Linked DNA regions of Mus musculus: region 1 is linked to region 2. A link is a loop called in an ENCODE intact Hi-C map of the cell type or tissue named here. Cell type or tissue: left cerebral cortex. All regions are shown on one strand. Each heading gives the region's core, and the rest is flanking DNA. Links, peaks and the distances in the headings are about the cores only. Region 1 overlaps Dcaf5 (DDB1 and CUL4 associated factor 5). Region 2 holds the start of Gm29952 (a long non-coding RNA gene).

Region 1 (15,827 bases), core at 3,886-11,885, 55 kb after region 2:
TTCAGGCAGACAGTTCTCTCCAGCAAGAGCTGAGGCAGCATTTTCTTTCTTCCCCCTTCTTGCTGATGGCTGTCGGTTTTGAGACCATTGTTGTTCCGGCTGTGTTCTCAGTCATCTACACGTAAATAGGAAGCAGATTTCCCACCAGCAGATCTGAGGATGAAAGGGTCTCTCTCCGCATCTATTTCTAACCCACGTGTTCAATAAAAACCCAGCCTGTAAGCAACCATAAGCCTCTGTGCGTTGAATGAATAGTGGTTAGTAGCAGGTGACAAAAGGTGCAGGCCTTTCTCCATGAGCTCCAGGCTAGCCTGGTCTACACACGCAAATTCTGGGCCAGCTGGGACTACACAGTGAGAGCAGTCTCAAAACAAACAGATGTAAGAGGAAGGGTGGGTATCGGTGCCTGCTGCTGAGCCTTGCAACCTGAGTTTGATACCCAGGACCCACAGGGCAGAAAGAGAGGGTTTCTTTCCGCAGTTGTTCTCTGTGTGGTACGTGTGCCCTTCCCCCACAAAAAAATAATAAATGTAAAACAACATGCAAGGGGAAAGGTCATAATAACTGAAGTGAGATGTTTTTGTTTATCTCTTGGAATTAACTAGAACTAGACAGTAAAAAATAATTATAATGGGTTTTAACAATACACTCGATTGAACACACACTAATTTTTCTTCTTTTGAGGCTGTGACCATAAGGTCTTCTTAAAAATCCTGTTCGAGAGGTGTTTAAAAATAATAGGAGCCATAATTAAGCAAACTTGGCCATAAACTGGCACCTGTGGAAGGCAGGTGGCAGGGACTTCATGAATTACTCTGTTTTCATGTTTTTATCTTTATTAGCTTTGTCAGTATAACATTATTATTATTATTACTATTATTATTATTTTCTTTCATGCTTTTTTTGAGACAAAGCCTCATTAGGCAGTCCCGGCTAGCCTAAAACTTGCTTTGTAGAGCAGGCCTTGAAACTCACAACAACCTTACCCTCAGAGTGCTGAAAGTCCAAGTGTGTACCACCTCACCTGGCTGCAAGGAACTTTAAAATAATCATGCTTAGGTAGAAAGAAGACTCAAGGAAAAAAAATTAAGCACAGAGAATTAATAGGCCACAGCCTCTGACCACCATCTATTAAAATCAGTCATGGATGCCATTCAAGGAGCCCCTCCATTCCTGAGTTCTCAAGTTTCCTTAATAAATCAGTGTTTGCTTTGCTCAAAATAATAATAATTCCCCAAATTCTACTTATAGTTCTTCCTAAGTGTCCTCAGGGGTTTGTTTCAGCGTTTCCTAGCATGCCTCCAGGTCTACAGATGGACAAACCCCATAGAAATGGTGTCCAGTTTGCATATAACCCATGCGTATACTCCCACATACTTCACTCTCTAGAGCACCTGCAAAGTCTAAAGGTTAGTCACTTTTATTTTGTCACTGTGACAAAACACCCGAAGGAACGAGCTAAGAGAGGAAAAGGTTAGCCGGGCGTGGTGGCGCACGCCTTTAATCCCAGCACTTAGGAGGCAGGGGCAGGCGAATTTCTGAGTTCGAGGCCAGCCTGGTCTACAGAGTGAGTTCCAGGACAGCCAGGGCTACACAGAGAAACCCTGTCTTGAAAAACCAAAAAAAAAAAAAAAAAAAAAAAAGAGAGAGAGGAAAAGGTTTATCTTGGCTCACAGCATCAGGGGTTACACATCAGTTCACTGGCTGCATTGTTCCAGGGCCTGTGCCAACATAGAGCATTGTGGAGAAACGGCAAGGTGGGACAGAGCAGTTTACCCATAACAGCCAGGAAACAGGAAGAAATATTCTCTCCCCTTTGTTCCTCCCTATTGAATGCAGCCCCCACAGGATGGGTCTACCTTGCTAATCATCTTAGGAAATGCCCTCGTAGACAGACACACAGCGAAGTGTGCTTCATTGATCTCTTAGGTATCTCTCAATTCCCATCAAGATACCAGCCCAACACAGATTAACCATACCAGCCCAGTGCCATATCACACTATGTAGCAGCTGTTATCCAAGGAATAACAGCAAGTTAAGATGTTGTAAGGTTCAGCAGAGATGCATTTGCCTTTTCAGTCTTCAGCTGGTTCAATTAAAGAATGTGGAGCCCTCATGTATAGATAGATAACTGTGTATAGAAATTAGGGCAAAGAGCTTCCCTAGCATTCAAGAAGCCCTGGGTTTGACTTGCAGTACCAAATAAAAATAGGTAAAAATGGTACACACCTGTAATCCCAGGTCTCCGGAGGTAGAAGCAGAAAGATCACAAACTCAAGGTTATCCTCTGCTACATACAGAGTTGGAGGCCAGCCTGGGCTACATGAGGCTCTACTTAAAAAAAAAAAAAAGAGTAGGAGGAGGAGGGGAAAAAAAAGAAAGAACATAGCAAGAAGCACATTTTCTCTTGGATAGAAGAGAAAAATCAAAACTGAAATTAAAAGTTACCTAGAAACAAATGTTGCAGCGAATGTTTTCATGGTTCATTTATCCATCCCTTTGTTCTGCAGGCGTATCTTAAAAACTCCCCCTGTTCCTGGAACTGGGAGAGGCCAGGGGAGCCAAAGCACCGTCTGGAAAGCTCTCACATTCTCATGACAGGAATAGACAGAACTAGTGACTGACCCTACCCAGCATGCAACAGTAGAGCTGCACAGACCAAACAGGTCAAGGAAGAGGGCTTTGGGATGGAGAAGGAGAGGTGAGGTTCCTGCTGAAGCTGACTAACTCAGCCAGTGGACAGGACGTTCTCCTGGGGATGGTGATATCTGGACAGATGGAGTGAGGCACAGCAGCCAGCAGGAGAGCAAAGCGCAGAGCTCAGGAAGAGGGAGTCAGCGTCCTCTGCACCTCAGTCCCCTAGGCTCTGATGTGACTCCTGACTCTAGGCGCAGAGTACAGGTGGAGGCTGAGCTCTGGCTTGTCTCTTGGAAGCATTGAGTGGGGGGGGGGGGGTTTCAGGAAGCTAACTTAGGTCACAATTTGGGGCACCCTTGATGGCCTTTGGTGCTAGACAGCTCTCCCAGGGGGCCATTTCACACTCAGGCACTATATTACCCTAGACACAGGACTGTTCTCGAAGAGCCAACAGAACTAGCCATCAACAGTTGAGAGACAGAGGCAGGACTTTGAGTTCAAAGGCAGCCTGGGTTACCTAATATGTTCTGGGATACATAATGAGACTGTTTTAAAAATTAGATGAATAGCCCCCACAAACAAACAACCAAGCTGCCCAAAGTTCTTCCCAAGAACAAAGTATATCCATTCAAATAGAGGGAGGGTCCTGCAGTTCCTGTGGCGAGACCCTTGGCCAAGAGTAACAGTTTCATCCTTAGTCCAGAACACACTATGTAGCATTATGTCTGACACACAGTAGGCACTTAGTCAGTGGCAGCTACTATTCTAATAAAGACTTAAGTTACTCGGGACCTGGGAAGAAGGTGCAATCATTAAGAGCACTGTTTGCTCTTGCAAACAACCTGGATTCCCAGCACACACAATGACTCAAACCATATGTAACTCCAATCCAGGGGATTCAACGCCCTCTTTCGACGTCTGCAGGTACTGCATGCACATGGTCTGCACATAAAACACGCAGGCCAAACACCCATACACATAAAATAAATTAAAAATAAAAGACAACTCACTTATACAGAAATTGAATTGAAAGCTGAATTTCCCTGTAGGCTGAGGCCTGGAGAGCCCTCCAGGGCTGGCCTGTGGGAACCAGAGGAAATCTGTTTCTAATAGGGTTCTGTGGAAGCTTAGTGAGTTCTTCTATCCAATTAACAGGCCCAGCGGACACGAGGGAACAGATTGCTTCCTGAGCCTGGACACTGCCATCCCTCATCCCGTGGAAATGAGATTATGATGAGGGCAGGGCCAGAGAGGAAGCTGACCTAACTCAATTATCAGCCCTGGTTTGTCCATTTTAGCCTGGGAGGAGGTGAGAGGGGAGGGTGGCCAGAGCTGCTCAGGAAATGACAAATCTGAAAACATGGCTGAGACAAGCCCACCTCAGCTTCCTTGAGGCCTATCCTGGAGTTAACAGGCTCATCTCTGTGCTCTTCTTATCAAGTGCTGGGTGCAAAGGTCCCAGTGGTGCCTTGGAGATCAATGTGGGCATCCCTTTATAGCTACAAAGACTCTGTCTGCTTAATCTCCCTAGAGACGAGGTGGTGGTTACCTGTCGAGGCCCTCAGTGACATTATTGATTCAAAGACAGCTGACTACACTGTCACTGAGACTAGGGACAGCTGGTCTTGGATTTGTCATAAAGCAGGTATGGAACTTTGGGAGGTCTCAGGTGACAGCCTCAGCTATAAATGAGATTTACGACCTGCGGTAGACACGAGTCTGTGTTCTTGGCATCTTTTCATCTCCTTCTGGAGGGTAAGGCATGATCTCCAGGTGGGTTCACACCAGCTCCCATCAGTCTTGCCTCTTGCCCTCCTACCCTTCAGAGCAGGAAGCCCTGTCCTGGTTTGTAGTGGCCCAGGCAGAGCTACCCTCCGACTCCATTAGGGACTTCAGAAAGCTTCTGTGTCTCGTCCAAGGCAGTGTGTTATCCAGAATGATGGTGCAGCTACCTCAACACCTCAGAAGAGGCCAGCCTGAGACAAAGCAGACACATACAGCAGGAGGCAGAGCCTGGAGAACCACACAGGAGGAACTAGGGCCCCGAGAAATGTTCGGCCACTCCATTCTGGAACCTTTCAGCAGTGCTGGCCAGGCAATAGCTCTCTGTGACATAACGTCATATAGCTTGTGAATGACAAACAGAAATAAAAAAGGAAAGGACATGACTGGTCCTAGGTAGTGGGGGAAAGTTCACTGTAGATAAAAGGGAGAGCATAGCCAGAGGCAGACACATCTGGCAGAGTCCAGAGTGAACAGCATCCTGAGCTGGGACATGTGAGGAAAGGGGGAGGGGGGAGGAGAGAGCTAGTCCAAGAGGTCAGGAGGGTAGAGGGTAGGAGACAGAATAGCCAAAAGGACTGGCTTAGCAAAATGGCTGGATTACATAAGGAGGGTAGCTGGGGGAAGGGCAGCCCAGGACCTGGGCTGGAGAGGTTCAGGGTAGGGGGCAGGGCATGCCAACCATACCCTGTCATAGGTAAGGACCTGCCAGCCAGGTTCACTTTCATATGTTAATGGCACCTCAGCCATTTGTCCTGATTTGAGACCTAACAGTTTGCAGGACAGTTCCTGTTGCCCGGCACCACCAGTATCTTTAGGAACCAAGATTTCATTCAGACTTCAAAGGCTCCTGAGGGGAAATTGGCTTCTGTCATTTCTACCCAAGGATAACAGTTGCACCCTGGGTGGCTCATTGGACACATCCACTCCGTTTCCACAGGAAGGGTGGTCAGGAACCTGTTGGGGACTTTTCTCATTTCTACCTCTGTCTGTAAATTGAGACAGATGAGCATTTTTTTTTTTTTCTAGGCTGGATAAAAGAAGCCCATCGACAGATACGCAGGGGGAGGTGGATGCTTTCTGGCAACTAGCTCTGTCAGAGAGATACTGCATTCCCTGGCTGGCCACTGCGCTTAAACTGGGTTTCGCTCTCTTGTTCTCAGGACGGCTAACTTAGAGTCAGTCTGTCTCCGTTTCTCAGCTCTCAACACTCCCGGCACACAGGATTTCAGCTATGATTATGAATCGACTCTTCCATGTTAACCCTTCTCTTACCTTCCCCAGACTGTTTTGGCTGCCTGTTTGAGGGGCTTGCTGGGCTTGGGATTCAATAAGCATCTAGCAGGTTCTATCTATGGGACAGGACCGTGCTAGGAGTTTTCACATACATTTCCTTATTTCCTATCCAAATTGCTCCTGGTGCTTCATGCTCGTTCCCTAGAAAGAAACTGAGTCACCAAGAGTTCTAAAGGTGCCTAACCAATACCAATACCGGTGCTGATAAAAGAAAATGCATCTTCCTCGAGCTACCACTGACCACTTCTGGTCGGGCGGCTCTGACGTCCCTTTCTTGTTCCACTGTGAAGATGGCAGAGGCTGATGTGATCATGAGATTCTTAGGCATTGGAGGAAGTGTTCTGAGAGCAGATGGCAGAAATTGCCAACCAGACACCCCCTCTTCCCCCCCCCCCCCATGGCAGTACTGAGTTCCTTTCAGGAACCTTTAGCCAATCTGGTTTTCCCAAGTCTGAAGGGCCAGAGGCAACTATGTGCCACTGGGGTGCAATGGCCCTAAGGCAGGGTCAAGGTAGGTGAACCTTGCCCAGTTCCTGTTTGAAACCAGAAGCAGAAAAAGGAAGTGGCCAAGGCCAATTCACAGGAGAATTTTCTCCTCCTTTTAATTTTCCTTTAAATGTTTTTTTTCCTGAGATAGTTTGTGTGCCCTAAAATTTACCCATCCAAAGAACACAGTTCATTATTTTGTGAACTCCTCTGTAAACCAGGTTGGTCTCGAACTCAGAGATCCACCGGCCTCTGCCTTCCGAGTGCTGGGGTTAAAGGGGTGCATCTTCACTGCCTGGCATTGTACTACATTTTAATCACTTGGCACTCACTCCCCATTTTCCCCTGGACCTTTTCATATCACATACAGAATCCAACAGCATGCCATCTCTGTGAATGGCACCTGCCACTTAGCATGTTTGTAAAGTTCACCTCTATTGAAGCATAAATCAATAGTCCCCCCCCTTCTTCCCTCCTCACCCCCCTTTTCTAAAATGGTCTCATGTAGCTCAGGCTGGACCTGAACTCACTAGGCCGTTGAGATTGGCTCTAAACCGTTAATCCTGCACCTACCTCTCAAGTACAAGGATTTCGGTGTGCACCACCATACCCTGCTCTGTGTGTCTTTTCCCTTTTTGGTGGCATAATAACCCATTGTGTCAGTTTACCATCAACTGAGTTGCCCACAGCTCGCAAGATCTTTATGTGACTGTGAAGTCCCTTCTTATGTGATCTACCCAGCCTGCCCTCACGTGGGTCTCCGTTCTAGTGTCTGTGATAGTCACTGCCCTTTGTTTTATATGGCACAGGCAATGTACATTCTCCTTTTATATACATGTCACCTCCCCCCTCCTCCTCTTCTTCCTCCTTTCCCTCCACCACCACTTCCTCCTCTTCCTCCTCCTACTTCTCCTTTGGTTTCTCTGAGTAACAGCCCTGGCTGTTCTGGAACCCACTTTGTAGACCAGGCTGGTCTAGAACTCTCAGAGATCTGTCTCCCTCTGTCTCCCGAATGCTGGAATTAAAGATATGTGTCTCCAGACCTGGCTTTTATAAACGTTTTTTGAGAGAGGGTCTCACTACATAAACCTTCTCTGGACTGGAACCTGACATATTGGCCAGAACTCAACAAAGGTCAGCCTGTCTCTGCTGGTGGAGTGCTGGGACTAAAGGCTCACAATACCATGCCTCACCCTGTACATGCAGTGTTCATTTCCATACATGGTACTGCCTTGGCTATCATTCTGCACTTTCCCCTTCACTGACAGAATCCATGCTGCCATGAGTCTGTCTGGTTATCCCTGCCCATAGCTGTGTAGCCTATGGGAGTGGGTTGCTACCACATTTTACATCTCCCCCCACCCCATGAGGATGAATACCTGTTGGTCCCAGCTCTCTGCTACTGCCCAGAGACCTGCAGTGGGCACAAGTAGGTGTCTGTTTCAGGACCAGGTGGGAACATCTAGAACACACCTCCAGGAGTGGATTGCTCTCTCAGAGAGTGTGTAGTCGCCTCCATTGAGGTTGTGAGAAGTCTTTCTCTTTCCTGGTGGACAACAAGACTGGGACCACAGCGAGACAGAGCTGTTCTCACAAATTCCCCACTCAGAAATGGCAGCCAGGACACACTTTCTGGGTAGGTCTGCACACCTCAGTGTCTCCTTGATGAAGTATACTTGACTATAGAAGAGCAGTTCTAACTCCATCCTGTGTGTGTGTGTGTGTGTGTGTGTGTGTGTGTGTGTGTGTGTGCACGAACAGAGGTGAAGAGGGGCACATGGGCCAAGCACATGTGCAGAGGTCAAAGGCCAGCTCTGCACATCTGTTTCTCTCCCTCGGTCTTTTTTTTTTTTTTTTTTTTTTTTTTTTAAACACAATCTCTCCTGGCAGACTGAAGCATTGAAGATGTACCTTGTTTTGTTTTGTTAAATATTTATTTATTTATTTATTATATGGAAGTACACTGTAGCTGTCTTCAGACATACCAGAAGAGGCCATCAGAACTCATTACAGATGGTTGTGAGCCACCATGTGGTTGCTGGGATTTGAACTCTGGACCTTCAGAAGAGCAGTCAGCTCTCTTAACCACTGAGCCATCTCTCCAGCCCCTCCCTCGGTCTTTATGTGGATTCCAGGCATGGAACTCGGGTCACCAGGCTTTCGTGGCAAGCGCTTTAAGCCACTGAGCCACCTCCCTAGCTGAGGTCCACCTTGTACTTCAGTTCTCTTGAATCCCCCGTAAGCAGCCTGGCCCTATTAAGTGCTGTTATTCTTTATGCCTCATGGATTAGAGTTTTCAAGGGAAATTACTACTCCAAGAACTTGCTTGTGTTTTGGGGGTGCAATGACTTGTAACTGGGGAGAAGTCACAGGAAGGAACGGTTTCCCTACTCACCAGGGAAATGGGGTCTGATGGGAATCTTTTTTTTTTTTTTAAGATTTATTTTATGTATTTATGTATAAGTGCTTTATCATCATGTACAACACCTGCATACCAGAAAGAGGACATCTGATCCCATTATAGATGGGATCACAACCGTGAGCCACCATGTGGTTGCTGGGATTTGAACTCAGGACCTCTGGAAGAGCAGCCAGTGCTCTTAACCACTGAGCCATCTCTCCAGCCCCTGAAGGGAATCTTAACCTACCAGGGCTGTTAGTTTCCCAGAGAGACTCAAACCATCCTGTGTAGAAGATTCTCTTGAGAGACCTCCTAAGTTTGGGGATGTTGGTCACTCAGGCAAAGCTGAGAGCCATGTGGGCTCCTTAAGGATTCCACTCAGAGCCAGGCAGGGGTGGCACATGCCTTTCATCCCAGCACTCGGGGAGGCAGAGACAGGCAGATCTTTGTGAGCCTGGTCTACAGAGCCAGTTCCAGACAGCCAGGTCTATACAAAGAGAAAACATGCCTCAAACAAAACAAAAGATTCCACTCAGCTACAGTGTATATCCCTCTAGCCCACAGTGCCTCTTCAAAGGCAGAGGGGTGTCTGAGAAAGTCTTAGGTAAAGAATCCATTTGTGTGTAATGTGAATCGCTTTGTCCTCATTTTGGTTTCTTGAGTTTGCTTTTTTCATAATAGGCTCTTCATAAAGTGAAAACAATAACCCTGCTTGACAGACCACAGCCCTAAGTGAACAGTCGGTCACCAGCAACGTATGTCACTGAGGCTTGCTGGCAGCTGGGATGGGAAATAGTAGCTACGGTGCCTAGGGCTCCCCCAAGCTGCTGCCATTTCTTTTCTTTCAAAACTTCTGGTTTTCTAGATGCTTCAGAAGTGTTTAGGAAAAGAAGGCAACCCTGATTTCACAACACGGAGCTTCGTCTGCATGTGTGCTCCCATAAACGCGGAGAAGGAAGATGGGGAGATGGTATTTTCAGTCTCCACGACCCGCCACCTATATTTCTTGTCAGCACTTTGCTTTATAGCAGCATCAAGGATGATGGCCAACAGGTCATCAGACACAATGGTGAGCATAGAAAAGGTGGGGTTTTTTTTTGTAACCAGGAGAGGCCCAGGACTATAGAGCTGAATAAGCTTGTCAGTCCTCTCTCTGCTGTAACTGAGGGGCAGCAGCAGCTGGAGATCAAAGTCCAGCAAGGAGCAGGAAGTGACTCAGAATGGTGTGGGGCAGGAGACCTGGACCTGCTAGTGACGCTCCTTTTCTGCTTCATTCTTCACTTCCACTGAGGGAGGGCCTGATGTCCCCTCCAGGGGGTCAGAATTTGTACAGCAGGAAATGTCTGGGAAACTGTGTAGCAGGACCATTCCGTGCCTCACTCCCCATGAGGATGGACAGGAAGACAGCACCTGTAACTGCAGAGTTTGCCTTCACCTAACTTCTCTACAATCTGAGCTAGTTGCTGTTGGGGCTAGGAGAGGGGGAGGGGAGACCCAGTATCTATTCACAAGCTCTAGGAGGAAGGGGTAGTAAAAAGAACTGACAGGCACTAATAATGCTCCTCTCTGGTCTGGCTATTCTCTGTGCTAAGATTGTATTGAGCCAGTTAAGCACATGACCAGCCAGTTAAGCTGGCTGTATGGAGTTTGCCGTTATCCTCTAGAGCCTAGATCTTCTAGATTTTGAAGGTGGGAACTCTAGAACCTGAGGAGAGTGGAGACCTGATTCCTTCCTGTCTGCCAAGGCCTGTCCCAACCCTGCAGGAGACTACATGATCTACGACTGCATTAATGGTTGTAAGGGCCAATTTCAACTAGAACAGATGAGCTAGTAATCCAAAACAAAAATATAGCTTGGTTGTCTTTTTTTTTTTTTTTTCCTCTCTCCTAAGACAGGGTTTTTCTGTGTAATCCTTGCTGTCCTGGAACTTACTCTGTAGACCAGGCTGGCCTCAAACTCAGAGATCTGCCTACCTCTGCCTCCTTCCTTCCTTCCCTCCTTTCTTTCTGAAGGTGCTGAGAGTACAGATGTGTACCTCCCTTGGCTTTGTAAACCTGACCTCCCAGCCATTTCAGTCTTTAGGGTAAGTCTGACTCTTGCATAGGAGATCCTAGAGTCACACTTGCCATGTCGTACCAGCATCAGCCCAGCCTACCCTTCCTTCATTCCAAGTGGAATCCAAGAACTTACTTTTCTCACCCGGAGGAGGAGAGGTTAAAAGTGCAGTGTTTAGCAGGTCCATACAGTCCCCTCAGGAGTAACTTATCTCCCAGTCTTAGGAAGTGTTTGCCTACTGGACTTGAAACCAGGGGGCAGGGGCGGCGGGTGGTGGGGGATCAGTAGACATAGCTGCTGACTGGACTATCTCCATAGGTCTCTCCGTGGGATCTTCAAGCTGGGGGAACCGTGATCCAGGCACTGACTGACCTTTGTGCCAGCCAACTCTTTCCTGACAGATGTGTGGAATAAGACAGAGCTGAGGCCAGCGTCCACCTTTTGTGCTGATCCATCTCTCTCAGTGGGTTTAATCCCCAGCGCCACAACCCCCCACCCCCCAAACCGTAAAGGACATGAGCTGCACACTGCTCATTCCGGCTCATTTGAGAAGACTCAGTGTTCCAGAGCAGAGTAAAGCTTGGGCTTGCACCTAGGAAGACTCCTTTCCTCACCAGGCCTTGCTCCTTAAGAAAGAAAGAGAGAGAGAGAGAGAGAGAGGGAGGGAGAGAGAGAGAGAGGGAGGGAGGGAGGGAGGGAGGAAGGAAGGAAGGAAGGAAGGAAGGAAGGAAGGAAGGAAGGAAGGAAGGAAGGAAGGAAGGAAGGAAGGAAGGGACAGGGTCATTCTATGTAGCCCTGGCTATCCAGAGAGTTGATGTGTAGGCCAGATCAGAATTCTGCCTGCCTCTTGCCTCCAAGTGGCTGGGATTAAAGGCATGTGTCACTGCATGCAGCCATCAGGTCCTTTCTTGAACTTGAAGGGTCTTTTAGTCTCAAGCCCAGGCATGGGCTTGTAAACGGAAGCAATCAGGTTCCTATTCTCTAGTTCCTTGTATTTCCCCATGTCCTGCCCCTCCCCCTCAGCATGTTGATGACTTTTCTCTTACAGCCAACCAGAGCTGAGAATGTGGTCAGAGGTGCAAGCTCTTGGGTGTAGGGGGAGGGTGTCCCAAACTCAAGTCACTCTTTTCTTTTGTCAAAGCCTCCACCTGACACAAGCTGCCTCCGTGTGACCATTTGCAATCCCTTACTATTGCTGTACATTGTGATCCAGCCCCAGTCACACTTGATAAGAGTGAGGCCATAAGGAAATCATGCAGGAAGCCAGGCCCCAGAGACCACATTCAGGAAGCAGTGAGATCAGTTGGGAGCACCAGCCTTAGTGATCAGCAACTGAAACTCCACCTTTGAAATGGGACAGAAGAGGCTGGTGAGGGCTCTCCCCCTCTCTTGTAGGGTCAGCTCTTAAGGTCCCGCCTGCTTGGTGCTTTGTCTGCTGTATGACACTGTGTTCTGACCTCTCTTCAGGCAGATGTGCTTTACTGGAAACCATTTCACCTTTAAGTGTAATTCCATTGCCTCTTTTCCACCAGTAATGCAAACCGCTCACCTCTCACATTTCTCTGCCCTAAGAACCGCGGCCATGCTCCCACATCACTAATTCAGCTCCTTTACCACTGCAGGCAGCAGATGTGAGCTTTCCTTCCTTGATCTATTGATCTATCAGACTTCCTTGCTGGTTTTTATGGTTTAGCCTTTTTGGATGAGATACTAAGATATTCTCTCTTCTCTTCTTTCTCTTCTCTCCTCTCCCCTCCCCTTCTCTCTCCTCCCTCCCTCCCTTTCTCTCTCTCTCTCTCCTTCTCTCTCTCTCTCTCTCTCTCACACACACACACACACACACACACACACACACCCCTCTCAATCAACCCTGCATAGAAAACTGGTTAACTCTTCTTTGGCACATGCAGCGGTTTTCCATGGCTCCCTCCTTCCCAGGTTCTTAGGGATGGCCCAGCACCAGGTCTAAGAACTTGACCTCAGAAGCCCAGAGAGCTTTGGTGTCTCACTTCTTAAGGTCTAGGTCTTTTTCTAGTATTATTATATTAAAATTTTAGTTTAATAACATTTGCCACCCCTTATCTCAACCTTTATAAGCTTGTTGTGAGCAAGGATCTATGAGATCTCTATCAGCCATGTCTGGCTTTTAAGCTTCCAGCTCTTAGGGGTGGCACTACAAAGGGTCAAAGGTCTAAGAGGTCTCCCCAAAGGCTCCAAAGCAAGCTTTGCAATGTCTATGGTAATGGGGAGATCTACTCTCTTCCAGTGCTTGTAGGCTGAGACTTGCTGTCAAACAGTATTCTTTCTCTGGAGGACCTTGACTATCCATATTTCTGATGGACTGACATCCAAAAAGCCTTCTTGTGGGGCGTGCACATGGATGTCAAGCCAGCAAGCACAACAACAAAGAGAGGTGCCAACGACAGGAATACTTGTGTTATCATGTCATCCTCAGATATGTGCCTTAATGTACATCATTCTTTTTTACATATACACATGCATACAGATCCTATGTTGGTTCTCTCTTACACACACACACACACACACACACTCACACTCTGAGGAGCCTGAGGTTCTGAGTAGTTAGTTGTCAAAGATCTTGGCACACAGTCTGGCTCTGTTGGGCACTATGGTGATGTCTCAAAAACGATGTCTGAGTAGAATCTAGAGAGCCCTCTGATCCAAGCTTCTGGAATGGAAGGAGCCACATTTTAGAGTTGAGGGACCTATTTGACAGTTCCCAAGTGTCTAGGGTAGTTGCCTGAATCCTGTCCTTCACTCAGAACCAATGTAGGCTACACTTCGTGTTCAAGTTCGGTGCTATTTCCACTCCCAGGTCTCTTAGGAAGATAGTAAATTAGCTATTATTTAAGGTGTGGTGTCTTGGAGTGCTTAGAAATGCTGGAGCACACTGACTCTGAGACCCTGAGGACACAGTGGGGGCTAGGGAGGTTGCTCACCAGTTAAGAGTGCATACTACTTATGAGGTGGCTCACAACCATCTGTAAACTCAACCTTTAGGGGGATCAGATGCCTCTGGCCTCAGTGGGCAAGCTCACATTCACACACTCACATCATTAAAATCACAGGAAGTGTCATAAAAAAGGTAGGGGCAAGCCTTCAATAGTCACTAACCAGAGTGGAATGGTTTGTACAAGCCTGTTACTCTGAAATGCTGCCAATCACCACCATACTCGCCATGATTAACTATGCTGGTGCTCTGGTTAGCAGTCTCAACCCCTCCCTTTTCTATGCTATTTATGCATTCTAGAAGTTCTCTACACTTCTATTGACTTCAGTGATAAAGTTGGGAATAAACCCGAGGGTTTTGTTTAGTGACTATTCTGTTTCTCGGTGCTGGATATCAAACCCAGCTCTGCATGAGGCAGAGCAGGCAAGTGCTATACCACTGAGCCCCAGCCCCTGACTAGCATTTTGCATGCCGGCAAATGGATCCAGGAAGCTGTTGACACTACTGGATACTCCATTTCTTTCATTGCAGTCTATCTTCTAAACCACCAGATGTCTTCCCTTTCAACTTCCCTTGACAACACAACTTCCCTTCTGTCCAAGGACTTTGTGGGGAGCAGGGTATCTTAGTATTTGTCTTTCCCTAGCTTTGGTGGCGTACTGACAGATAAAGGGAAAGGAAGCCAGCATTCTGTACTTCTGCTGGAATAGCCTGTGAGCCGAGCAAAGAGTCATTTCCCAACTTAGGCCTTTTGAGATGCTAGATAACGACTCCCAGTGGGGCAGGCTCCACAGAATCCTTCTAACACATTGAGAACTGAACTGAGTGACGACTTCTGCTTGTGCACAGTAGAGGTCAGAGTCATCTTTGCCTCTGAGTTTCCATCCCGGAAGAATCATACCCACTAGCAATGAAGTAAAACTAGAGCCCAGACGGGTTAGACTATCATTTATACTGTCAGAAGCACTGGGTCTTCATTTGAAGACAACGAAAGTGACTTTGTTTATCCAGACTCATGTTGTTTTATTCTAGTATGAATGCTCAGGACAAATGACCTTTCTGATTGGAATAACCCCACTAGAGACCCACACAGCTTGCCAAAGGCTGGAGTTGGGTGTGATGGTGTGTGTCCACCTGCAATCCCAGTACCCTGGCTGAAGCAGGATTATAGGCTAAGTAAAATCCTGTCCTAAAAATAATACAAGCAGGGAATGGTGACTTACATTTGGAAACTTTGCACTCAGGAGGCTGAGGCAGAAGGACTGTCAGTTTGAGACTAGCCTGGGCTGTACTATGAGACTATGATATTTTGTTTTGTTTTGTATTGAAGCAAAATACAATAAGTGAAGTTAAAACAACCAAACCACACCACACCCCCCTCCAACCTAAACCAATCAACCAAAGACCCAAGCCACTATCTTGCCATTGGGGACAGGCCCAGGGCTCAGGAGTGTGGCTGCACCTCAGTGTTTCCCCTATGGTGTACTACACGGTTGTACTCAGGTTGAAAGGGAACAATGGGCTTCCTCTGGAAGCTTGCTTTCTTGACAAGCATCTCGGTTGATAGGAAATGTTTCAGTTAAACACAGCCTCCTGCGGCTGCTGGTTTTATAGCAATGACACATGGTTTTGGGTTTTCCACTGTTTTTTTTGTTTGTTTGGTTTTGTTTTTTTGAAACAGGGTTTCTCTGTATAGCCCTGGCTATCCTGGAACTCACTTTGTAGACCAGGCTGGGATTTGTGCTGGGATTAAAGGTGTGCGCCACCACGCCCGGCTCACTGTTCTCTTTTAAAGACGCCATGAGAAGCATCATGGCATTTGGAAGCACCGGAAAACATCAGTTGAGGAAGGGCTGCTGGTGGTTTCTCTGCAATGTGAAATTCCAACTAATAAAAATGCCAGTTCCAGGACTTACTACCCTGAGTGCCCTAAGCCTGGGGGAGGAGGCCGAGCGGACACAGCCTCCTCTACCTTTCCTTTATTGTCAGATATGACCTTCGACCCAATATTCAGAAGTGGCATGACCATTGTCAGACATGGAATTTGTCTTCTAGTCTTCAGTATGGCTTTAAATTAAGTTTCCAACTGGGCAGGAACTAAAACAGCAAAGAAGTGAAGGAAGAGGGTGTCTAAGCAACCAAGTCTTCCCAGGAAGAGAGGAGGAAGGCAGGGAGAAGTGATTAATAGGTTTATTTGC
Region 2 (15,827 bases), core at 4,767-12,766:
GATGGATTCAATTTGGAGGAGAGGGCTGAAAACAGGAGGAAGGGAGGATTGAGGGGCCGCACAGAGCTCTTGGGACAGGACCACCAGTTTAAGGATGGGTTGTTGCCCAGAAGAAAGACCTGAATGTTCTGAGAAAAGAGGGAAGTAATGATGGGGAAGAATGACAACGGCATGTGGGGGCGGGGCAGGAAGTGGGTGAAAGCCATAACTGATAGCAGGAGAGAAAACCCTGAAAGGTAGGCCAGAGCCGATGAACACACCTTCTCACAGTCAATCATCGCTCTGGTGACATTAATCCCAGAGTAACGCGACCTGCTATAGAGGAAACATAGTTACTAAAATTGTTGCTTTAAAAAAAAAAAAAACCCAACAGATTTTAAGATTTTAAACAACAATCCACTTTTAAATCAGAGCATAACTCATGATAAAGTATGTTAATCAAGAGTACTGGTTCAGGCTGGGCAGTGGTGGTGCACGCCTTTAATCCCAGCACTTGGGAGGCAGAGGCAGGTGGATTTTTGAGGCCAGCCTGGTCTACAAAGTGAGTTCCAGGACAGCCAGGGCTATACAGAGAAACACTATCTCGAAAAACCAAAAAAACAAACAAAATAAACAAACAAAAAGTACTGATTCGGGCTGGAGAGATGGCTCAGTGGTTAAGAGCACCGACTGCTCTTCCAAAGGTCGTGAGTTCAAATCCCAGCAACCACATGATGGCTCACAACCATCCATAATGAGATCTGATGCCCTCTTCTGGTGTGTCTGAAGACAGCTACAGTGTACTTACATATAATAATAAAACAAACAAACAAAAAAAGTTAAAAAAAAAAAAAAGTACTGATTCAGTACTGATCCAGTCTGGTTCATACCCAACCATACCCCAAAGCTGTTCTTACATTCTTTCTTCTTCTTCTTCTTCTTCTTCTTCTTCTTCTTCTTCTTCTTCTTCTTCTTCTTCTTCTTCTTCTTCTTCTTCTTCTCCTCCTCCTCCTCCTCCTCCTCCTCCTCCTCCTCCTCCTCCTCCTCCTCCTTCTCCTCCTCCCCCTAATATCTCACTATGTAAATCAGGCTAGCCTTGAACTCAAAGGGATCAGCCTGCTTCTATCTCCAAGATTAAAGCATAGGCCACCGTCCCCAGCTTTAGTGTCTCATGTAGCCCAGGCTGCCTCTTAATTTTCTACGTAACTAATGTTGACCCTGAACTTCTTTATTTACCATGCCCAGTATATGCACTACTGGGAATTAAAACTAGGGCCTTGGGGGCTGGTGAGATGGCTCAGCAGGTAAGAACACAGGCTGTTCTTCCAAAGGTCCTGAGTTCAAATCACAGCAACCACATGGTGGCTCACAACCACCCATAATGAGATCTGACACCATCTTCTGATGTGTCTGAAGACAGCTACAGTGTACTTATGTATAACAATAAATCTTTGGGCCGGAGCAGGGATGACCAGAGCAGAGCAAGCAGGGCCATCTAGAGTGAGCAGAGATCCTAAAATTCAATTCCCAACAACCACATGAAGGCTCACAACCATCTATACAGCTACAGTGTACTCATATACATAAAATAAATAAATAAATCCTAAAACAAACAGACAAACTAGGGCCCTGTGAATGCTAGTCCACATTCTATCAAAGGAGTTATGTCCCCAGTCCTGTGTCACAGCTCGTGTGTGTGTGTGTGTGTGTGTGTGTGTGTGTGTGTGTGTTTTCATTATACAAGTATATCCTGAGTAACTGTCTGCAGGCATCTTCACTGCTTGCTGGTTGTAACTACCATGAAGAAAGCCACGATGAACATTTTTGTGTGTTTTTGATAAACATAAGCATTTGTTTCTCTTGAATGTATGTCTCCGAGTATAACGGCTAGGTCACAAGGTTGGCATATGCTTCATTTTAGTAAATGTTGTCAAACAGCTCTTCAAATTGGCTGTAATAACTTACTCTCTAGCAGCAGGAAGTGAGGATTTCAGTTGGTTCATATCCTCCTACCACCTGGTATTGTTTTCTAAAATATGGTGGGTTAGCAGTGGGCTCTCTTTGGGTAAGACTTTTTATGTGCTATTGATCATCTGAATTAATAAATAGCACCTATCCCTGCCACCAGAGAGTCCAGTAGTAATTCATTCTCTATTTGCCATGTATATTTCACTAATTCCCCACATGTCACTCATTCATTCCTTCATTCATTCATGCACTCACCAGGTATCACTCATCTGTGCCTGGTACTGTGCTATAAATAAAGAATGAAGAAAAGGGGGCTGGGGAGATGTTTCCTTCAATAAATTTTTTGCTGTGTGAGCAGGAGGACTTGGTCCTCCGCACCTGCGTAAAAGCTGGGCATGGTGGTAGCACACACCCATCATCCCAGCACATGGGAGACAGAAACAGAAGGATTCCAGGCACTCTCAGGCCGGCCCATCTAACTGAATCAGCAGGCTTTAGGTTCAGTAAGAGACCTTGAAGTAAGGGGTAGAGTGAGGAAAACCCCTGACCCTAACCTGCACATGCACACACACATGCAACAACACACATGCACATGCATGCACACACATGCACAAACATGCACACATGCATACACACACAGCACACATATACATACACATGAGTACACAAACACACAGTGAAGAGGCTGCTGTCATGTCACAAATCTCTAATGCTGGCACTTGGGAGACAAAGACAGGGGATCTTGAGTCCAAGGCTTGACTTAGCATCATAGCAGCATGTTATCTCAAATATAAAAGCAAAACTCAGCAAAGCAAAAAGGCCAGCAAGGTAGACACAACCCTCTGTCTCTTAAAACAGACAGTGTATGTTTAGTGACCGTTCAATGGATGGTTGGTTGTGAGGACTGCTTGTCTCTGAGTGGAAGGTGTTTTGCTTTGCTTTAGTAGAAATGAGCCAGCTGAATAAATAAAGTCTATTTTGAATGACAGTTCACTTGATTTTGTTTTCTCTCTCTTTCTTTCTTTCTTTCTTTCTTTTTAAGACAAGATTTCAGTGTATAACCCTGGCCAGCTTAGAACTTACTATGTAGACCAGGCTGACCTTGAATTCACAAAGACCCACATGCCTGTACCTCCTGGGTGCTGGGGTTAAAGTCTTATACCTCCGTGCATCAGCTGACATTTCAAATGGAAGTTTAAAAGAAATATATCTTTCGCTAGTCCCAGTGGTTCAGACCCATAGCGCAACTAAAGTGTAGATGGAGACCAGAGGATCATTTAAGACTGAGTTTGAGATGAGCCTGGGTAACATAAAAAGGCACAAACCAAACAAGCCAAAACAGAATCCTGGGCTGGAGGTGTAGCTCCATGGTGGAGGCGTGCGTAGTGTATTTGGAGCCCTGGGTTCAATTCCCCATCATTCCCTGGAGTTATGTGTGCAGAGAAAATGGAGGCAAGATGATGGATGAAGGGCAAAGTGGGAAGAGTCAACTGGGAAACCATGCTGACCTCTCCTGCAGGCCCAGCTGTTACTCTCTTCTGCATCCTTTGGATTTTTCTGGCTGCAAAGACAAAAAGAGCAGAGGCTGTGGGAAGAGTTCTTGCCATTATACACGCTAGAGGGTAGGGGACTGAAACCCAAGCAAGACATTTGCTCAGGTGGTGTCAAAGAGGAGAACCCTGAAGCTTCTTCACCAAGTCAGCCTTTTCTGCGGAGCTGCTCAAGAGAGAGGCCATCACCTCCTACTTTGCCGCAGCCTCCTCCTCCAGGACGCATGTTCATGTTCATGTTCAGGGCAGCTGTTTCTGTGAGTCACTGGGAGCCACAGGTGTCCTGTCGTTGAGTGAGCCTTACTCTAGGTAGAAGAACAAACCTCCCTGGGAAAGAAGGGGGCCCAGGGATGCCTGAGAGCCATGGGAATGCATGACACACACCCACTCCATGCCAGGCAGCATTCTGGAAGGCTTTGAAAGAGCAAATGCCCTAGCTGGGGTCAGACCCGGGACTTCCTCTCGTAGACTCTGGCCATACAACAGCTAGTCACAGACGGGCACAATCTGAGAGGAAATGAACTGGACTTGAATTTGTCAAAGCAACTGAAAATCAATGTATTTCTTTCTTTTTCTGCTGAAGGCTGAACCTGGGCCTTCGTGCCTGTTAGGCAAGTACTCTTCCACTGAGCCACAGCCCTGGCCCTTGGACTGACATTTGAAGTGAGGCAAAAAACACAGAATGCCAGCCTAGGGCCTGGTAGACAACAGGCCTCTAAATAGTCACTCATTCTCTTTGCCCTAATATGAGGTATGGGCCCTTCAGAGCCTTATAGGAAACACAGACAAATAGGACCTATAAGATACTAAAAACTAAAACCACTGTGAGGCCCCCTAGTCCACCAATCTGGGGATTTCCTTCTTTGTATCCTGGGTTCTCTTCCTTTATAAGGGTGGTTAATGGGTTCCTATGGACGTTTCCTAAGACCACAGAGGCACAGTAATCATTTGAACACAGAATGAGTACCCACCCTCAATCTGAACTCCTACACTATGTTTGCTTGTTTGTTTATTATTATCTTTTAAAGATTTATTTACTTATTTTATGTATATGAGTACACTGTCACTATCTTCAGACACACCAGAAGAGGGCATTGCATCCCATTACTGATGGTTGTGAGTCACCATATGGTTGCTGGGAATTGAACTCAGGATCTCTGGAAGAGTAGCCAGTGCTCTTAATCGCTTCATCTCTCCAGCACCCCCCCCCCTTTCATTTTTATAACAAGGTCTCATACAGCCCAGGCTGCCTTTGAACACCTCTTGCTAAGCATGACCTTGAACTCTCGTCTTCCTGCCTTCACCTCCCAAGTGCTGGAATTTTATTTATTTGCAGGTATTTGTATTCTGTCTGCATGTAATTCAGTGCAACACATGTGTGCCTGGTGTCAAAGGAAACAGAAAACTACAGATCTCTCCGGGGACTGCAGTTACAGATGGCTGTGAGCTGCCATGTGGGTGTTGAAAATTGAACCCAGGTCCTCTAGAAGAACAGCTAGTGTTCTTAACCACTAAGCCATCTCTCCAGCACCGCAGATGCTGGGATTTCAGGCATGCATCACCATGCCCAGTGAAACTCAAAATGTGAAGTGTTCCCTGAATTGAAACTTTTACCACATAAACATAACACCACAAGTGGAAAATTCCACACCTCCCCTCACATGATAGACTGCAGTCAACATGCAGATGTACTAAAAATATTGTGTAAAATTACCTTTAGGCTGTGTGTTTGCAACAGAAATTAATTTTGTATTAAGACTTTGACTCCCTCCATCCCTGAGATACCACATTATGTATATGTAAGTACTCCCATATCAAGGGTGGGGACCCTGAAATCCGAAACACTTCGTAGTCCTAAGCTCTTTGGAGAAAGGATATTCAACTTCAAGCCATAGAAGGCTAGAAGGAGATAGGAAAAACCATGTCGCACTAGTTAGCCTCAGCTGTCAACTTGACACAACCCAGAGTCATCTGAAGAGTCTCAATGTGGTGACCAAATCAATCAGACTGGTTTGTGAGCATCTCCGTGGCACAATTTTCTGGATTGCTAATTGATATAAGAGGGCCCGGCACTCTGTGGGGCGTATCATCCCTCACCAAGGGGAGTGGGCTGGAAAGAAAGCCAGCTCACCAGAAGCTAGGGAGAGCAAGCTAGTAAGCAGCATCCTTCCATGGACTCTGCTTTGGCTACTGTCTCCAAGAGCTACCCTGACTTCCTTCTGCGATAAACTGTTACCTGGCGCTGTAATATGAAATAAACTCTTTCTTCCATAAGTTATATTTTGATAATGGTGTTTATCATGGTGACAGAAAGCAAACAACAAGGCTAAAATTTCTTAGGGTTTCTAGGCCCAAAAGGCTGAAATTAGCTTGGTCCTCAGACCCAATAGCAAATGGGTTATTGAGCTCACATTCTCTGAAACTCACGAGAGCACCTCTCTGAGCTGACAGACTGTTCTCTGCTCTGTTCGAGCCCTTTGTCCACATTTTCCACTTCCAATGTTTCTATGAGTTATTTGCTATAGGAAATACGGTTTTAGTAAAATCCCAGCCCTCTGCCTCAGTTTCCCTATCAGACAGAAGCCATTCCCTTTGCTGTGGTCTACGTAAACAATTCATAAGTCCTTGAGCCTTTGGGGAAAGTGAGGCTGGAGACACTCAAGTGGACTGTGTCCCTTGAGCAGCCGAGTCAGTCTCTTCCAGACTTCATCTTCTGCTTGACTGGAACTGTTTCCTGAGGGCCATTCCTCCCCTCCCACCACAGACTTCAGGGTGTGTGGGACAGTGGGCAGGTTGCCCTTACAGGATCTCTAAGAAAAGACCGGCTTGCAGCTGGCGAAAGAGGTTCTTTGCTTCCCACACAGTGCCCAGCTCTCTGGTCTCAGGACAGAGCAACTGGCTTTCTGGTACCCTCTTTTCCTCAGTGAGCAAACTTCTATCTCTCTCTCAACTTCCTGGGCTAAAGGCAGGGAAGGACCCTAGGCTAATCTCTAACTCCAGCAGCAGTTCTGGGGTCGGCTCTGAGAACAAAGATAGCTATGCTTGACAGCTGCCCTGCCCCAGCCAGCTAAGAAAAGCTGGGAAGACCTCCCAGATATCTCTAGTTCCCAGCAAATATCAGCGGGCAAACAACCAAAGTACAGCTGGGAATTCCTGGTGAGTAATCCCCCCCCAACCTGGGTGTTGGCAGGCAGATTCCTGGGGCTGGGGGAGGCAGAGGCAAGGAGCGCTTGCTCTCAACCCCAGAGGCCGGCCAGGTCACTTCCTGGAGCTGATGAGATAACTTGGGGGGAGGGGTCAGCTCTCCCTAGGTGGGAGGCAGGATAAGGTCAGGAATTGAGCCTTGAGTTTAGCTAAGTAAACCCAGTCTTTACTGAGAAGCATGAGAGATTGGACTGGCCAGGTGATCTTTGAGTTCCTGGGCCTTCTCTTGAAATCCTTCTGAGACTTCCCTTCCTGTGTCAAGGACAAAGGTTTAACTCTTTCCAAAGTGTTTGGCCATCTTGAGTAGTAAGTTTCTTTGTAAAGGATACAAATGCTCGCAAGCCTATTAGTTTCTGTTATAATGTTTGAATTAGTTACTTTTGTTAGCTTACAAAGTGATGTGCCGCCATTGTAACAGTCACGCATATGTTGCTACATTTGGTTATTTTTCTCACTTTCCCACCTTGCCTTATTTTTCTTTCTTTTTCATTTTCTTTTTCTCTTTCCTCTCCCTTCTCTTTTCATCCTTCCCTTCTCTTTCCTTTCCTTAAAAAAAAAAAAAAAAAAAAAAACCCAAAAAACAAAAAACAAAGACTCCATCCTGCAGCCAGTGGCTCGGTAGCCTCAAACTCACAGTAATCCTCCTGCTTCAGTTTCCCCATCCCCTGGGAATACCACACCCAGTTTTTAGCATATTCTTTCCACATACGTAAAACTAGGTACAAACTTTTTAGGTGTTTCCCCCACCCCACCCCCCCCAGCATTGACAAAAAAAGCCAAATTCCATTTCAAAGAAGCTATAAGATCAGTAAAGTTCAAATGAGCACGTTAATTTAAAAGGGGCTGCTGTGTTTGCTGAAACTAAATGACTGCTGTCAGTGTGATTCAGATCTGGGGCAGGTGTTTCCTTCGCGCCTGGGATGTCTGTCTTACCAGCAGCCAGGCGGTGACTCCATCCTCCTGCCACTCTCTCAGTCTGAACTGCTGCATCAGGGTGCCTTCTAACCTTCACTCTGTGGGGGCACACAATAACTCATGAAGCTCCCCTCTGCTGTTTTCTCATTAACACTCAACAATTAGTGTTTAAAACAACAACTGTTTTGTTTTGTTTTATTTTTTCCAGCCAAGAAAATCTTTAAGTTTTGGGGCCTCATCTGAAATGGGAAGGGCCTCACCTTCATCTCAGCTACTCAACAGGGTAGCTATGCACACCCCTTATTTAGCCTTTGCTTCTAGAGTACCTACTATGCGTTGGGCACAAAATAGAAAGGATATAGCAGGGATCAGAATGGATAAAAGACTCGACCCTGTGGAGCTTACATTTCAGTGGGAGAGGCTAATAGAATAATTAAGACCTTGTCTCAAGGGGAAAAAGAAAGGAAAGGGAATCTAGAAGAATTGAAAGGGAGAGAAGGCACTTGCGTTTTCGAGGTGAGGTTCAGATTGGAGAGATGGCTCAGGGCTGGAGAGATGGCTCAGTGGTTAAGAGCACTGACTGTTCTTCCAAAGGTCCTGGATTCAATTTCCAGCAACCACATGGCAGCTCACCACTGTCTATAACTCCAGTCCAGGGGATTCGACACACATGCACATAAACCACCAATGCACATAAAATAAAAATCAATAAATAATTTTAAAAACTATTATTAGAGAGATGGTTCAATGTTTCAGAGCACTTGCTGCACGTGAGGGGCTGAGTTCAAATTTCCAAATAAAAAGCCTGTGGCTCAGGCTAGCCTCAAACTCACAGCAATCCTCCTGTTTCTGTTTGCTCAGTGCTGGGATTACAAGCATGAGTTCCCACACCCAATTTTTAAGATATTCTTTTGGTATGCACCAACATAAAACTAGGTACAAACTCTTTAGGGTTTTTCCCCCCCCTTTAGCAGTCATCACAGTGTATGTGCCTGTCACCCCAGTGATGAGGGGGTGAGACAGGAGGATCATGGGAGCTGACTATTTTCCAGACCTAGCTCTAAGTTCAGGGAGAGACCCTGTCTTAAAGGAATAAGGCAGAGAACAGAAAAGCAGAGCACAGAGCACCTTCAGGTGCACACGCCTGCATATGCCGCACACAAATACACTATGCTCACACACCACAGCCACAGCCACATTCAAAACAGCTTGTTTTGAGAAAGATTAAAACAGTGTTGAAGGGAAGTGTAGTTGAAGGGTGGTGTTTAAGACCTGAAAGAGAGGAAGAAACAAGAGCATTCTACAAAGAGCCAGGAAACCAGGTGGCTTGAGGGGAGCAGCACCCAGACACACTGAAGAACACAATAAAAACACAGGGACAATAAGTATCTGTCTTTCCGCTGCTCGGCAACCGCTTCCTGCTCCTGGCAACTGTGCCTCTAGATTCCTGTGGGAAAGCACCGCCCCTGTGTTTCAGGTAGGGTTCGCTCCACCCCTTCCAGGCCCGACCAATCAGGCATAATAATTGATTTTTGCATGCTCATGACACCCAATCAGATGAAAGCTGATCGAAAAGCTGCTTCCATTCACCCATCCCCCACCCAAGCCCCAACCCGGAGATCCCAGCACTGAGGATCAGCCTAGAGCAGTCAACTCTCAAACTGAGAAGGCTGAGAAGGTTAAAAAACAAAACAAAGCAAAACAAACAAACAAACAACCTAAAAAAAGAAAAATGAATTTCTGGACATCAGAAACCCCAGAGTTAGAGTTAAGGATGGTTGTGCTGAGAACTGAACCAAAGTCTTTTTTTTTGTTGGTTTTTTTTTTTTTTTTTTTTCGGTTTTGGTTTTTTCGAGACAGGGATTCTCTGTATAGCCCTGGCTGTCCTGGAACTCACTCTGTAGACCAGGCTGGCCTCGAACTCAGAAATCCGTCTGCCTCTGCCTCCCGAGTGCTGGGATTAAAGGCGTGCGCCACCACACCCGGCTTGAACCAAAGTCTTAATCGCTGAGCCATCTCATCTCTCCAGCACCAGACCAGCATCTCTCTCTCTCTCTCTCTCTCTCTCTCTCTCTCTCTCTCTCTCTCTCTCTCCCTCTCTCTCTCTCTCTCTCAAGCTTGGTATGTATCTAAGAATGACTTTGAATCTCTGACCCTCTAGTCTCCACCTCCTAAGCGATGGGATTCCAGATGTGTGCTTCCTCCCGTGGTTTATCCTACGGTCATCTTGATTCCCTTGCTTTCAAGTTTTATCTGCGTAAGCCATCGGCTGGTTATCATGGCTACTTGATTCATCTGGCAGACTCAAAGGACAAGCAGGGCACCGCTGCTGAGGCAAAGGGCTGGGAGCCCCAAGCTGTGGCTCACAGTCTCTTTGATGACTTCAGACTGAAGCCTGAAGGGCAATATGTCCCAGGGGTCCCCTGATATGGCTTGCTCCTTGCCACCCAGGCTGTCTGTAACCAGTTAAGTGTCCTTCTGACGGGGTGCTGACTTCCCGGAGCTGAGGAATCCAAGAGAGAGAAAACGAAGAGGAAACTTCATCGCACTTGACCTCATCTCTGAAGTGACACTCGCTCGCCTCTACTTCTTTCTGCTCATCTCCAGCCATGAAGCCACGGTCCAGGGTTTCTGTGCTCCTTACATTATCCCATTTTTACATCCACGAAAACTCTAGCTTCTGTGGAGAAGGCAGCGATGCTGTCCCTTCTTCTATTCCTGAGCCTTCATTCAGTGCTGTATGTTGAGAGTTGGACCATCTTGAGGGCCTGGCTTCCATATTAGATAGACATCTCTCTCTCTCTCTCTCTCTTTCTCCCTCTCATTTTTTCTCTCTCTTCTCTTCCCTCCTCCCTCTCTTTCTCCCCCCCCCTCTTTCTCCCCCCCCCCTTTTTTGAGACCGTATTTCTCTGTGTAACAGCCCAGGCTATACTGGAATTCACTCTGTACATCAGGCTGGCCTCAAATTCAGAGAACTGCCTGCCGCTGCTTCCCAAGTGCTGGGATTAAAGGTGTGGCCCCACCACCATCCAGCTGGAAGGCCATCTTTCACAGAGCACTCACCAAATGTGTGATGCATGGCAATTAATGTCCATTTTCTGAAGAAGAAGAAGAGGAGGAGGAGGAAGAAGGGGAGGAGGAGAAGGAGGAGGAGGAGGAGGAGGAGGAGGAAGAAGAAGAAGAAGAAGAAGAAGAAGAAGAAGAAGAAGAAGAAGAGCCACAGAAAGATGTGGCCAAAGTCTAACCCCAAACCACACATCCTAGCCTGTGCCTGACATACGTGATAATGGAGCACACATTCTGAAAGCACATGCTGGAACACATAACTGCTGTGATGAGAACTGGATGCTGGCCAGGCTTTCTATCCTTCACAGCTGGGGACAGGAACACTTACCAGCTTCTGGTTGGGTGTAGAGGCTGCAGACAAGGCAGAGTGGACATATTCCAACTGGAAGCCCAAACCAAAACCCCAGCTTCTGGGTGAATTTGGGCAGTTCTTTCTAAGGGCCAAGCAGGGTGAAATAGGATTTGAGATGACTCCAGACGGAAAAGGACAGCCCTGGCTTGTGCGACTGAGCCACACAGAAGTCAGAACCTGACCCATCTCCACTTAGGCATACTGCTTGCCCTGGTAGGATCTCTGCCTAGCACTTCGGGCCACTTCCTGTGGCTGGCCCTTATACATTGGGATATCACCCTTAGCCCTGCCTCTCACAAAAAAATGCTGAAACAAGATAGGGTGACACGATTCTGTAATCCCAGTATTCAAGAGTCAGACAGAAGGACTGAAAGTTCAAGACCAGCCTGGTCTATATATGAGTTGCACGACAGAACTGGCAACATAGAGAGACCCTATCTGGAAAGGAGGGAGGGAAGGAGGGAGGGAAGGAGGGAGGGAGGGAGGGAGGGGGAGCACATCAAGCCTTTCCTTGCATGTATTCAAACTAAATGTGATCTGCTACCCTTGCTGGGGCCCAGAAGACATTAACTCTGCATTAACTCATGTGGGCTTTCTTGCAGATCTCAGCCAGCTGAACTGTGTTTGGATCAAAGACAAACTTCATCAACTCATGGCCACCTCCAACCTCTCTATGCACATTAGGCAATAGCAGCTGCAGGTTGGTCTTTGTGGGCTCCATTGTCACAGCTGGTGTTGCAGACACAAATACTAGGCAGAATAATGACTCAGGGATAAATGGCCCTTTAATCAGAGACCCGGAGCACCCTGGGAACATTACCTCATGCCCACCTGACACGCTCCCACACACCTTTGTTTTCAAGGCCCTCTTATGTGTTCTGGAAAGGCCTCCCCAAGCCCAGTAACTCCATCTTGGCACAGCTTCAGACCCTATTTATTGTCTTTCAGAGAGCTGCCTTGAGGGGAGACCTTGAAGAGGTGGTTGTGCAGGTCTCCAAGGCCCTCCTAGCCCCACCACGCCCACCCTCACTAAGTCCACCCCAACTGCCTACATCTTCCGATGCTTGGAACAAGAAAGAGCAGTGCCGATGATGATGGTGTGTGTTGAAGTGTTTTCAAATACCGAGAATGGAAATCAGTTGATATGTATGATTTTGTAAGTGGCATGTGGCACGCTGACATTGTTGGTCCCCTCGTACTCAGTGTGCCAGCTTCATAGGTTACCTGCAAATACAAGCTGTTCCACCAGTTATTCATCTAGACTTGGCTGCTGAAAGCTGCTAGCCATTTCTTTCTGGTTTTCTGCCCTTCTTCCATCCTTTCTTTCCTCCGTGTAAAAACCAGGATGCTAGTCCAGCAGAACTCAGTTCCTGCTAAGACATACATTCCTTCTCCAAATTGTTTCTGGAAGCCATAGCAGATGGAAATGTGTGGGCCCTCGAAATGCCCATTCCTCACTTGTTTTGGAAATAACCCTGCAGGCAGGCAAGGATCATGCAGAATGCCAGAGACGGGTGAGAGCGGGCCCTTCTGTGTAGAGACTGAGAACAAGAGGAGGAATGAGGTGAATTCTGAGATATTTCACCAGTGGAAGGGAATAGTGACAGCAGGTCCAGGGACAGAGACAGTGTCTGTTTCAGTCACCTACCCAACATCGATTGGCCCAGTTTCCTGGGAAGAGCATTATCATTAGATAGATAGATAGATAGATAGATAGATAGATACATACATACATACATACATACATACATACATACATCGAGCAGCCTGACTGAGGAGGGAGGCTGGAGAGGGAGTTGTCTACCTGCACAGGTGAGCAGAGCAGGGGCTGACCCTAAGCCTAGTAGTAACCTCCAACCAGGGTCAGGTTCTCAAGGAAGACCCCAAGGTTGGGAAAGGGAGCCCTGGTGGGAGCCCCAATATAAAACTTAACTAAACTTGCTTTTCCAGTCCTGGTTTACACCAGGACACCAGTAACTGACCATGAACACATCATGATATCGTATTTTCCAGGCTATTGGTGACTCTGACTTGGAAATATGCTTTCATCTGCAAGAGCTCTCTTCCCCCCCCCCAACCCCCCCCCCCCCGCCCCTTGTGTGTGTGTGTGTGTGTGTTCCTATAAGGAACTGACTCAATCATGAAGGTGGCAAGTCCCAAGGTCAATGGGATGAGTCAGGCAGCAAACTAAGACCTGGGAGAGCGAGAGCCAATGGTGTGGTCTCAGACCAAAGCCCTGCAGGCCTGAGCCTCAGGGAAGCTGAGAAGCCCATGTACGGGCAGCAGTTAGGAGGAAGTCGCTCTACTGTAGGAGGACGAACCTTCCTGTTCGATTCCAGCCAGTCTTCAGTAACTAGACCAGTTCCACTCACAATGGAGAGCGCAGACTGTTGTATTCACTCTAATGATTCAAATGTTAGTCTAGGCCAAATACCTTCACTGGCAAGCAGTGATAGTGTTTTACCAAGTCGCTGGCTACCTCCACAGCCGTGTCCAGCTGACAGGTAAAGCTAACCATGACACGAGGTTACTTCAAGCATAAACCAAATGCAATCCCATGTACAGAGCCCAGGGGTAAACTGCACGGATGGAAGCCGGATAAGTAAATCACAGTAGGGTTTATTGTTGCTCTGAAATTTCTACCTGCTCTGTTAAGGTGAGAGTCGCTCTTGAACTGAGGATGGGGCATGGAAGGAAAAGGGAATGGCCACTGCTCCAAAGACCTGAGGCCTCAGCCAGGACCGGAGAGCAACTGCGTAGCTGTGCTCTTGAGGAACTGCTAGGAAGGCCAAAATAAACTCTCCCTTACACAGTCTCTCTGTTTCTCTGCCTCGGTCTGTCTGGCTCTGTTTTTGTCTGTCTCTCTGTCTGCGTCTTTATTTTTGTCTCTTTGTCTCCGTTTCCCTTTGTCTGTCTGTCTGTCTGTCTGTCACTCTAACTTTAGAATAAATTAGATGAGGATTCAGAATGTTATCATGAGCTGGGGTCGCTGCTCAATGGTAGAGCATTTGCCTAGCATGTAAGAGAGCAGTTCCCCTTACCCATCTCACTGGCCTGCGACTCCCTGATTAGCCTACATCACTGGCCAGCCACCCCCAGGTATCCCCCTGTCTTTACCTCCTCGCATCAGGATCACAGGCTTACACCACTGCAACCGGCTTTTTTCCCCTCTCTTTTTAACATAGGTTCTGGGAATCTAACTCAGCTCCTCATGCGTACACAGTAGGTACTTTACCATCTGAGCCGTCTCCCTAGCCAGCTACTCTCTTCTCAATGCAGCAATCCCCACCTCTGGCTAAATTTACCTTTTGGGCTTTAGAACGTTATTCCCGACCTAAGCATGTCACATAGACACAGATAGTGTGGGGGAGAACCCGGGAGCTGTGTGCGTCTGTGTTCTCTAACTTGCCGCTTCTAGTCTGCCTGGGTTGGTAAGCAGTCAGCTAGGCTTGCTAAGATAGAATGGAACAGGCAGAGGGTCTTTTGCCTTCCGGTTCAAATTGGAGCCATAGGATCCAGCGACTAAGAGGCAGATTTCGGTTCAGACTGGGAAGGAAGTCCTTACCGCCCCAGAAACAGTTTTCCTCCAGCTGCCTTCATGACCAGCCTAATCACCACTCACGATACTAAACGTGCGCTGATAAAGAGCACGCCTCATTGTGCCAAGTTGGATGACGTATTCAGTTTAGTAAATGGTTCTCCAACTCTTGTGTGTTTCCAAAACCTAAGCCATTTCTAAGGATTCTTGTAAGCAAGTCACTGTAGTGACACTAGGAAAGGTGTGAGAGCCTTATATGTCCTGCTTGTGCCCGGATAGCAGAAGGACCCTCACATCTGCAGTGGGTGTCTGAAAGACTGGATTCATTCCCAGATTTAAGAGTCAGTCTAAGCCAGGTCTTTCTGAGAAAAGATATGGCAGACTAGCCGGGCGTGGTGGCGCATGCCTTTAATCCCAGCACTCAGGAAGCAGAGGCAGGTAGATTTCTGAGGCCAGCCTGGTCTACAGAGTAAGTTTCAGAACAGCCAGGGCTACAGAGAAACCCTGTCTCAAAAAAAAAAAAAAAAAAAAAAAAAAAAAAAGAAAAGAAAAGAAAAAGAGTCAGTGTACCTTCATAGAGGTATGATGTCAGGCAGCCTGGGTTCAACTCCCGGCTTCCTCATTCCATACGGGTCCGTTCTGGCTGTTTTGACACAACATGACACAAGCTAGAATCATCAGAAGAAAGGAACTTTGGTTGAGGAAATGCCTCAAGGAGATCCAGCTGGATTAGTACTCGATGGGGGAGGGCCCAGCCTATGGTGGGTGGTGCCATTCCTGGGCTGCAGGTACTGGGTTCTATAAGAAAGCAAGCCTGAAGGAGAAAGTCAGTAAACAGCACCCTTCTAAGGCTTCGGTATCAGCTCCTGCTTCCAGGTTCCTGCCCTGTTTGTGTTCCTATCCTAACTAACATTGATCTGTGATGAACAGCAATATGGAAGTATAAGCCAAATAATTACCCTTTCCTCCCCAACTTTCCTTTTGATTGTGGAGTTTCATCCGCAGCCATAGAAATCCTAACTAAGACAGGATCTGATCCTCTGGATCTCAATTTGCTTGGTTGTTAACGGTTTTTGTTTGTTTGTTTGTTTTTGTTTTTTTGAGACAGGGTTTCTCTGTGTAGCCCTGGCTGTCCTGGAACTCACTTTGTAGACCAGGCTGGCCTCGAACTCAGAAATCCACCTGCCTCTGCCTCCTGAGTGCTGGGATTAAAGGCGTGCACCACCATGCCCAGCTGTTAACAGGTTTTTGTGGG

What was found. Peaks named below come from ENCODE experiments on the same cell type or tissue, not always from the same donor. Only the 100,000 strongest peaks of a DNase experiment are listed, where the experiment ranks them.
Region 1: it touches region 2 in a loop (2.0-fold over the local background); 6 of 42 quality-filtered maps call a loop at or near these places.

Annotation. Positions count from the first base shown.
Region 1 is chr12:80,320,045-80,335,871 of GRCm38, forward strand. It overlaps Dcaf5 (DDB1 and CUL4 associated factor 5), which reads right to left. Exons shown (of 9, transcript NM_177267.5): 9 at 15,804-15,827. Among named protein-coding and RNA genes, the nearest start is that of Gm29952, 57 kb to the left of the region's middle. In left cerebral cortex, for the core only: no CTCF peak of the experiment used is centred there; a DNase peak (open chromatin) is centred at 11,714.
Region 2 is chr12:80,264,410-80,280,236 of GRCm38, forward strand. Gm29952 (a long non-coding RNA gene) reads left to right here and starts at 6,316. Exons shown (of 4, transcript XR_381744.1): 1 at 6,316-6,653; 2 at 11,637-11,734; 3 at 11,983-12,131. In left cerebral cortex, for the core only: no CTCF peak of the experiment used is centred there; a DNase peak (open chromatin) is centred at 9,106.